Linked DNA regions of Homo sapiens: region 2 is linked to region 1. The links are chromatin contacts, found by Hi-C in ENCODE. All regions are on one chromosome and are shown on one strand. Each heading gives the region's core, a stretch centred on a gene start or an enhancer-like site at or near the end of the contact. The rest is flanking DNA. Distances are from core to core; before and after follow the strand shown.

What was found. Hi-C counts contacts between places; a loop is a spot of excess contacts on that map. Pooled maps may share reads with other maps.
Region 2: a map with no recorded cell type shows a loop between it and region 1 (2.8-fold over the local background). The contact joins two enhancer-like sites. A Hi-C loop is called at or near these places in 1 of 168 maps with a recorded cell type or tissue (A673), 1 of 37 single-sample maps with no recorded cell type and 1 of 50 pooled maps.

What each region holds. Positions count from the first base shown.
Region 1 is chr3:189,510,120-189,515,546 of GRCh38, reverse strand. No RefSeq gene overlaps it. Among named protein-coding and RNA genes, the nearest start is that of TP63, 120 kb to the left of the region's middle. Within about 2 kb of position 2,111, at least 4 of the 41 ENCODE cell types and tissues checked have a DNase peak (open chromatin) inside an H3K27ac peak, as active enhancers do.
Region 2 is chr3:190,198,662-190,203,917 of GRCh38, reverse strand. No RefSeq gene overlaps it. Among named protein-coding and RNA genes, the nearest start is that of P3H2-AS1, 80 kb to the right of the region's middle. Within about 2 kb of position 1,962, at least 4 of the 41 ENCODE cell types and tissues checked have a DNase peak (open chromatin) inside an H3K27ac peak, as active enhancers do.

The DNA of each region.
Region 1 (5,427 bases), core at 862-3,361:
TTCTGAAGCATGCTAAAATTTGAGGACTAAAGTTGGACTAAAAGTTCTCTAAAGGCCTTCCAGCTCTACAATTCTGAATCCATCATGTTATTAATATGATAAACTGTATCTTTTCAGGCTGCGCACGGTGGCTCACACCTGTAATCCCAGCACTTTGGGAGGCCAAGGTGAACAGATCACTTGAGGTCATGAGTTCGAGACCAGCCTGGCCAACATGGTGAAACCCCGTCTCTACTAAAAATACAAATATTAGCCAGGTGTGGTGGTGCATGCCTGTAGTCCCAGCTACTCAGGAGTCTGAGGCAGGAGAATCTCTTGAGCCCAGGAGGCAGAGGTTGCAGTGAGCCGAGATCATGCCATTGCACTCCTGCTTGGGCAACAGAGCAAGACTCCATCTCAAAAAAAAAAAAAAGATAAATTACATCTTTTCAGATAATTTTAAAGATATGTTAGTTCATCTTCATGCTTTGTGAAGAAAGTCAGTATTAGTATTCTCTATTTTAGTGGCACAAAAGTTGAGGTACAGGCTACAAAACTATAGGAATCAATATGTGAAACAGTGTAGTGTAATCTCTCTCTTCCCCAAAATAGAAGGCACTTATATTTTCATTTTGCAACTCACATTTTGAAAACACAGTCAACAAAAGCAAAGAAATCCGCAGACGTGGAACTCAGGGCTATCCCGTTTATTTAATGAACTTGGCAAGAGAGTACCTATTTGTGCCTTGCAGCCTGCAGGTCAAATGTAAGCATAATATTAGCTACTGGTTTCCACTTCAGTCGCTGGTACACACCTTTTGAGTGACTTCACCCATCACAGGACATTTGCATTATTGGCTCACAGCTGACTACCATAAAAGATGGTGCACTCCTTGAGGACACGAATTGAGTTTTACCAATTCTGAATCACCAGTGTTTAGCACTTATCACATCTATGTATCATCAGAACATAGATCCTGTGTGTGCCTGCCCAAATCTCATATTGAATTGTAATCCCCAATGATGGAGTTAGGGCCTAGTGGGAGGTGAGTGGACCATGGAGGTGAATTTCTCATGAATGGTTTAGCACCATTCCCCTTGGTACTGTCCTTGTGATAGCGATTGAGTTCTCATAAGATCTAGTAATATAAAAGTGTGTAGTACCTCCCTGCTTGCTCTCTCTTGCTCCTGCTCTGGCCACGCAACATGCCTACTCTACTCTCCCTTCCCCTTCCACCATGACTGGAAGCTTCCTAAGTCTTCCCCCAGAAGTAGATGGTGCTATGCTTCCTGTTCAGCCTTCAGAACCATCAGCCAATTAAACACTCCCCCCTTTTTTTTAAATAAATTACCCAGCCTCAGGTATTTCTTTAGAGAGATGAGAGAATGGCCTAATACAATATTGTTCTTCCTTATCTTTGCTATTACGTTAACATGAAATAATAATAAACTTTTATTTTGCCCTCAGATGCTGATCTTAAATAAATTTGCGAAGCAGAGGGACTTTAAATGAGTTGCATGGCCTCATAGTTCTTTCCTATCTTTAAACTTCTTGGTTTAACAAATAATTGAATGGAATCAATCTCCTTTTGACTGACAGTTTTGACAGCTGCTGTTCTCAAGATGTCAATGTATAATCTGTTATTCTACTTACCAAAATTTAAAACTGAACAGAGACATATGTACTGTCAGTCTCATTCCTATGATCCCCAGTTCCTCCCTTCTGCCCTGTTTTATCCCTTTCCTCCCTCATGTCAGTGAAGCGCCTTTAAATTCTGAGCAATTCCGAAGCTCCTGTGCGCCAAGCTAGAAGTAGGATTAGAGCTCATCTTCCCTGAGTATTATTACAGCGCTTTCACAGTGAAGTCTCCAGCTTTGCAAACTAACGGGGCATCATAAATGTAAAGCTGTTCAAATAATAACGAACCTTCTCTTTATGCTTAGCCAAGGGAAGGGAATATTAAAGTGAATAAGAGTAATAATAAAAAGCAAGTTGGCAGCATGGGTATAATTAAACTGAATAGCTCACACACACAAAATAAAGCTCTGAACATTGACTTCCTCTGGGACACACCCCAGTACACCCAGACCTCGCCTCAGAAAGGTATGCACAGCTTGTCATCCTGATGTAAAACAAACACCTACACTCACCCTCTCATCTACAATAGAAAGACAAATTTGGCTCTTGAGTGAAAAACTCTTCCAGCCCTTGGGAGCAAAAAACACCTATATTTTTTTTATCCTCACTATTCAGGATACCAAAAATGAAATTCCTCGAATTGATAGGACCACTGGCTCTGATGAAAGGGACCCGATGCAAGGGTATGCTATTTGCATTCGGTGTTATAAGTGCACTTTTGTCTGTGCCAGAAAGAATAACCAGCAGCATGGTAGGAACATTTTGACCCTAAAAGCTACTCTGCAGATCACCTGGTGCCCTTTCCTTCCAGAGCATTCATTAGAATGTGTAAGCTCTGAGAGAGCAAAGTCACCACAGGTGATGTTGCTATCATCTGCACTTTCTCCCCTGAGCCATTTTAAACCCCATGAAGAACCAGTCACTTAGACTAGGTTACACCCACCTTACTTTCTCAAGAGCTCTGGGCCTAAATCACCCTGGGATGAAGATTAGGAAGTATTTCCTCATTGCTCTTGATAAATTGAGCTTGTGAGAGCATGGTCTCCAGATTATTTGTAATTTGGAGACTTTGTGCTTTTATTTACCCCATTTCCTCCAAAGAGACTATTCACAGAGAGGCCTCTTCTAAGATGCCCTTACTTTTTAGGAAAACAAAATATTCACCAAAAAAGAATTATGTGTATGAAGTGTAAGATGCTTTAACCTCAAGAGCTTCTCTTGTTCTTTTTTTCCCCTTCTTGTGCCTTTTTTTTTTTGAGACAGTTTCACTCTTGTCTCCCAGGCTGGAGTGCAGTGGCATGATCAGGGCTCACTGCAACCTCTGCTTCCCAGGTTCAAGCAATTCTCCTGCCTTAGCCTCCCAAAGTGCTGGAATTACAGGCATAAGCCACTGTGCCCAGCTTCCCCTTTTTGTACTCTTGAGACTCACATATCCTCTATCTAGAGAACCAAAGAGGAAAGCCTGCACACTTCCATGGACATGAGTAATTACATCAGTGCTCCAATTGCATTGTTCCATAGCTGTTCTCAACCTGGAAAAAATACCTCTGCAGTGGAGCATGGCTTAATATAGAGTTTTCTCTCCAATCATTCAGTAAAATCATAGTCAACTGACTGGTTCTCAAAGCTGCCAGTTTCATTGAAAAGAAAGGTTTTCAGAAAAAAGCAGAACTGTAAAGGTCTTCTACTCTATTGCCCCCATTTGACAGTTGGTGGAGTTGACAAGCCTAGAGATGTTTATCTGAGATCACTAAGAGAGCTCAAGTCACACTTCTGGACTTTCGTTATAAGCTTTCTCTTTTTCTCTTGTGAGATACTTGGTAGTCACAATTTTCACACTATTTATCATGGAATTCTGAAAATATTAAGCCTAAGATAAAACAAAATTAATTGCTCATATTCTAGAAGCTTCCTTAACAACTAAGTGATTTTGAGAATTTGCATGCCTTCTTCAGGTCTATGTTTCCCTGCTAATAGGTGTGTTGGAGTAGTGATACCAAACGTGTCTTCAAGCTCCAATGATCTTTGGTGTTCTACTCAACAACTGATGCTTATCAAAACGAGTGTTGCTTCTATGAGTATGGATAACCAAGAGTTAAACAAGTGAATTCTGTACACAGGATTAATGTACATGTATTATGCACATAAAACAATCCTGAAGAGCATATTGGAGCTATTGTGTTAACATTTAGCTAATTTTATATTATAATAATTTCATTTTATAAAGCAAGAGAAATAGAACTCCTGAGAATATTTGAGTCCTAGGTTTTCACCAAGCTAGAGTATGGGCAAGTCACTTAACTTCCCTGAGCCTCAGACATTTCATCTGTGAAATGAGAGCAGATGGTAGGGTAGGGAAGGGTAGGCCAAGTACATAGATTTTTTTTTTTTTTTTTTGAGACAGGGTTTCACTCTTGTTGCCCAGGCTGCAGTGCAATGGTATGGTCTCATCTCACTGCAACCCCCGCCTCCTGGGTTCAGGTGATTCTCCTGCCTCAGCCTCCTGAGTAGCTGGGATGACAGGCGTCCGCCACCACACCTGGCTAATTTTTGTATTTATAGTAGAGACAGGGTTTCACCATGTTGGTCAGGCTGGTCTTGAACTCCTGACCTCAGGTGATCTGCCCTCCTCAGTCTCCCAAAGTGCTGGGATTACAAGCGTAAGCCACCGCACCCGGCCCAGAGATCTTGCACTACATTTTCTCTAAGAGACCTTCTAGCTTTTCCATTCAGTGAGAGAAATCTGGCATTAACTCTCTAAATGTTTGTGTCTTTGTATGTGGAAATACGCAGGTCATTTGGACACAGAAGGCAAAAGATTGGGGCAAAGAGAATTGGAGGCACTGGGTAGAAGGGTAGAAGTTCTAGGGAGTTCCCTCCTTTTTGGTGAAGTTGTCTGTTTTTTGGGGAAGGGAAACAGTATTGATGGAGGCAATAAGAAGCCAAGTGTTAATGTAAATTCTCTCTTTTTGAGACTTCTGCTTCTGAATCTGTTTCCCTTTAGAAGTAGAGTCCCTGGGCAGCTATAAGTAGCATTCTTCATATGAACACAATTATAGTTCCAGAAAGCTACATTCTTATTCATGTGTGTGAGTGTGTGTGTGTGTGTGTGTGTGTAGGTTTATAAAATCAATCTTATACATTCTTAATTTAAACCAAATTTATGTAAGTTAAATTTATTCATATTACATTAACAGTAATTTTAGCTAAATGATTTATTAATTTTTTCAGTAAAAGAAAAAATCAAAGGTAAACAAATAAGAACATACATTTAGACTTTGTGTTATGGTGTTGAAATAAGCCTTTTAATAGAAAATTGTTAAAAATACATTAAAAAGTTAGGAAAAAATTATTACCAAAAATGATTTTATCTCTTAGGAAATATCACACAGAAGCCACAACAGAAAATAAAATGTGTACTTATGTTGGGACTTCAACCACAAACATACCGATAAGCTGAGAGCTCTTGGCACAAGATTGGCATAATCATAAACTAGTTGGCTTCCAAAGCTGACAAAGTCTCACACTCTGTGGCACACTTAGACCTAGCTGAACAATACAGAAGTAAGGTCAGGAGTATACAGAGCCCACTAGAGCATCTTCATCACCAGGCCATACTGAGAATAATTTCATTAAATACCCAGGAGCACTCTTTACCACGGAAATAAGTCACCTTTCCAATACAGAAAACATTTTGTCAGGAAATGCAGTAGGTCTGCTACCTTGGCACCATTTTTTCTCCTCTCCTAGCCATAGTCACACTCCTAATGGCAACTGGCAGATTCTGGTGGGTATGACATGCAATGGAA
Region 2 (5,256 bases), core at 713-3,212, 690 kb before region 1:
TGCAGGGCACCAAGTCTCTAGGCTGCACAGAGCAGAGGGGTCCTGGACCAGGCTCAGGAAATCATTTTTTCCTCTTAGGCCTCTGGACCTGTGATGGAAGGGGCTGCTGCATGTCTCTGACATGCCCTGGAGATATTTTCCCCATTGTTTTAGAGATTAACATTTGTCTCCTGATTACTTATGCAAATTTCTGCAGCTGGCTTGAATTTCTCCTCAGAAAATGGGTTTTTCTTTTCTATCACATCATCAGGCTGCAAATTATCCAAACTTTCATGCTCTGTTTCCCTTTTAAAATTGAACGCTTTTAACAGAACATAAGTCACATCTTGAAGGCTTTGCTGCTTAGAAATTTCTTCTGCCAGATACCCTAAATCATCTCCCTCAATTTCAAAGTTCTGCAAATCTCTAGGGCAGTGGCAAAATGCCACCAGTCTCCTTGCTAAAATATAGCAAGAGTCACCTTATTCCAGTTCCCAACAAATTCCTCATCTCCATCTGAGATGACCTCAGCCTGAATTTCATCGTCCATATCATTATCAGCATTTTGGTCAAAGCCATTGAAAATGTTTCCAGGAAGTTCCAAACTTTCCCACATTTTCCTGTCTTCTTCTGAGCCCTCCAAACTGTTCCAACACCTGCTTGTTACCCAGTTCCAACACCACTTCCATATTTTTGGGTATCTTTACAGCAGTACCCCAGTCTACCAGTACCAATTTAATGTATTAGTCTGTTCTCATGCTGCTGACAAAGACATACCCAAGACTGGACAATTTACAAAGAAGAAAAGAGGTTTAATAGACTCACAGTTCCACTTGGCTGGGGAGGTCTCACACTCACGGCAGAAGGTGAAAGGTACATCTTACATGGGAGCAGTTTAGGAGAGAATGAAAGCCAAGCAAAAGGGGTTTCCCCTTATAAAACCATCAGATGTCATGGGACTCATTCACTACCATGAGAACAGTATGGGGGAACTGCCCCCATGATTCAATTACCTTCTACCAGGTCCCTCCGACAACATATGGGAATTATGGGAGCTACAATTCAAGATGAGATTTGGGTGGGGACACAGCCAAACCATATCACACTTACATAGACTTTTTTGTCACATCTAGCTCTCTAAACATAAGAAATTCATATTGGTATATAGCTTAAAGTTGAAAACAACTCTATTTTTTCCCAATGCGTGGTAAATTTTTAAAACATCATTCATGAAATACTTGCTCTCTTTTTCCCCCACCAACTTAAAATGTCACTTCAAATATCAGCTGTCAATACTTTTCATGAGTTTCTTCCTGGACTCTATGCGATTCAGCTGGCCTACTTGTTTACTTTTGCATATTTTGTGTCTTTTAATGACTGTTATGTTATGGTGCATTTTATATCTTAAGCAAGCCCTTTTTCTTCTCCTTTCTTTTTCATTTTTCTTTTGTTATTGTTTCACATTTTCTCTTACATTTGAACTATACTACCAAGTTATAATATTCAAATATACAAACAACATTCTTTGGGGGTTTTGCCTGTGATATTTTCAGACCTGTAGCTTACTCTGGAAGATGTATGCATATTATAATAATAAATATTTTAACAATTACAATATATCCCTTCATTATTCTATGTTCCTTAGTAGGGTTCTACAATTTTCCTTATAAATATCTTGTTCATTTCATGTTAGGCTTATTCCTACTTAATTTATGATTTTATTTCCTAGAACTTTATGAGAAGGAATATTCTGAACGGGTGCCCAATATCAACCTTAAGAGAAGGATATACCTCATATTTTTATTTTCCTAGCTCTATTGCCTGGCCTCCAATATACACTTAGTATGTACTATAATTAAAATACACCTTCGGGTAAATTTCGGTTTGGTTTTCTTTTAACCCATTACTTCTCAATGTACAGTGATAACATAATAAAACAAGCCACAAGATGGCAGAATAAGCCATCTTTCCTGGACTTATAGGAAGGTTTTTAGACAAGAAACTGATCACGACTTGCTCATGGAGAAGAATAAATTATTTTATACTCCACAATGAACCAGCATACTGACAATAGTATTAATCTTTTTCTTTTTTTTTTTTTTTTTTTTTTGAGACGGAGCCTCGCTCTGTCGCCCAGGCTGGAGTGCAGTAGCGCGATCTCGGCTCACTGCAAGCCCCGCCTCCCGGGTTCACGCCATTCTCCAGCCTCCCGAGTAACTGGGACTACAGGCGCCCACAACCACTCCCGGCTAAGTTTTTGTATTTTTAGTAGAGACGGGGTTTCACCGTTTTAGCCAGGATGGTCTCGATCTCCTGACCTCGTGATCCGCCCGCCTCTGCCTCCCAAAGTGCTGGGATTACAAGCGTGAGCCACCGCGCCCGGCCAACAGTATTAATCTTAAAACAAAAACTTCAATATAAAATAAAGAAAATACTTCTGACGGTAAAAACTATTACCATAAATTATACTTTACTAAATCCTTCATTCATATACATATACGAATACTATATAGAGAGAGTACTTTCTCTAATTCTTCTTCTTTACTCCACTGCAGAACTGTGGGTACTCAGTAGAGTTTAGTTTCTCATCTTCTGCTTTACTCTATTCTTTTTGTTTTTCTCTCTTCAAATAACTTATCTACTCTGATGCCAAACATCACCTCTGTGCCCACACCCGTCAAACTGTATTCATGGCCCTAAACTCAATTTCATTCTAAAGCCTTATTTATTTATTTATTTTAAGTTACATGTGCAGGATCTACAGGTTTGTTACATAGGTAAATGTGCAGGGTACATGTGCAGGATGTGCAGGTTTGTTACATTGGTAAACGTGTGCCATGGTGGTTTGCTGCACCTATCAACCTATCACCTAGGTATTAAGCCCAGCATGCAATAGCTATTTTTCCTGATGCTCTCCCTTCCACCACCCCCACCCCTGAGGTTTATGTCAAACCTCATATATATATAATATATAATATATTTTATTATATATAATATATATAATATATAATATATTTTATTATATATTATATATAATATATATTATATTTTATTATATATAATATATATAATATATAATATATTTTATTATATATTATATATAATATATATTATATTTTATTATATATAATATATATAATATATAATATATTTTATTAATATTATATATATTATATATATGAGGTTTGACATAAAAATATATTGACATATATATACACACACACATATACATATATATGAGGTTTGACATAAATATATATATACACATATATATGCGTGTGTATATATATATACACACACACACACACATATACTTGAATTATGTTTGCAAGGTGAGTTGCTGTTCTTCTTAAAGAGGTAGGCCAGGCAACTCTTTTATTAAGAAATGACTGACCGGGTGCGGTCGCTCACGCCTGTAATCCCAGCACTTTGGGAGGCCGAGGCGGGCGGATCACAAGGTCAGGAGATCGAGACCATCCTGGCTAACATGGTGGAACCCCATCTCTACTACAAATACAAAAAATTAGCTGGGTGTGGTGGCGGGAGCCTGTAGTCCCAGCTGCTGGGGAGGCAAGGCAGGAGAACAGCGTTAATCCAGGAGGCGGAGCTTGTAGTGAGCTGAGATGGTGCCACTGCACTCCATCCTGGGCGACAGAGTGAGACTCCGTCTCAAAAAAAAAAAAAAGAAATGATTCCTGCTTGCTCCTATCCCTGAGGAGATATATATATATATATATTCAGACTGCTGTTGCCCTTGTTGCCCAGGCTGGAGCTGGAGCGCAGTGGCACAATCGCAACTCACTGCAACCTCCGCCTCCCGGGTTCAAGTGATTCTCCTGCCTCAGCCTCCCAGGTAGCTGGGATTACAGGTGTGCCCACCATGCACGGCCAATTTTTGTATTTTTAATAGAGATGGGGTTTCACCATGTTGGCCAGGCTGGTCAAGAACCCCTGACCTCAAGTGATCCACCCACCTCAGCCTCCGAAAGTGTTGGAATTACAGGTGTGAGCCACAACGCCTGGCCCAAACCTCATACTTTTAACAATCATCTAACATGGCCTGTACATTACCTGAGTCCTTCTCTTCCTCTAGGGCACACAGATTATCAGCATTTACCTCTCTTAATGTTTTTTCAGCCAATACTTTTGAAATAGTAAGTTATGGCCTATTACTGAGTTGTGAAACCAATTTAGTTCATTGCATCCAGCAATATAAAAAAATAAAATAAAATATGGTAGTAAAATGTCAGAGTTTAATAATATAGTAAGGGCAAATATTACTTCTGTGAGATACTGTTTCAGCTAAATATATGCATCTATATGTATACTGGGTTGCGATAAAAATGTATTTCATACTGCAAGTCACACTCAAAAAAGTTTGAAGAAGAAAAAAGAAATATTCTAGAATCTCTCAGACTATCTTGCTTATTGTAATGGAGGACTGATCACTGTAACAGATATAATAACAATTAAAAAGTTTGAAAAATTGCAATAATAACCAAAATGTGACACAGAGAAATGAAGTGAGTGCTGTCAAAAAAATGGTACCAGTAGACTTGCTTGATGCAAGGTCGCCATAAACCTTCAATTTATTAAAAAAAAAAAAAGCAATATGTGCAAAACACAATAAAGCAAAGCACAATAAAAAGTAAAATAAGGTATGTAAGGTATGTTAAGGTATGTTGTATTAACAACATAATCTTTCTGTTAATTACTTAGAATTGAAATCTCAAAATGAGTATTAGCTTAGATGTTGGGAGCATTCACTTTGGACTCAGAAGAATCTGGCTTTGAATATCTGCCTTACCACATTTTTTTCTCTGCCTTTATGCAAGTAACTTAGCATCTCTAATTCTCAGACTTTCTCATTTATAAAATGAATTTATGATAATGTCTACATGACAGAGTTATCAAGATGAATGCTACAATACTTTCAAACACTTAACACAGTGTCAGGCAAATACTAAGAACACAATAAACAGTAATTATTGTTTTCAATAGTAGTAGCAATCTAGAAAGAAGTCAAGGGAACTTGCCAAGTCTTTTGGTATGATCTGGATTCTTCTGAGCTTTTTAACCTCCATTGTACTTGGCTTAATGTATAGTGCACAGAATAATAGGATGTACATGTGGTAAATTGTCTAGCTTAATGTTCTCTAATTGCTCATTTTAATAATTTTACTAATCTTTTAATAATAATAGCCTTCTGTTTGCCTTTTTATATGAAAGAATTAATTTTTTTCCAAAAATTATATTTATGCTCCATCATTTTGTAGT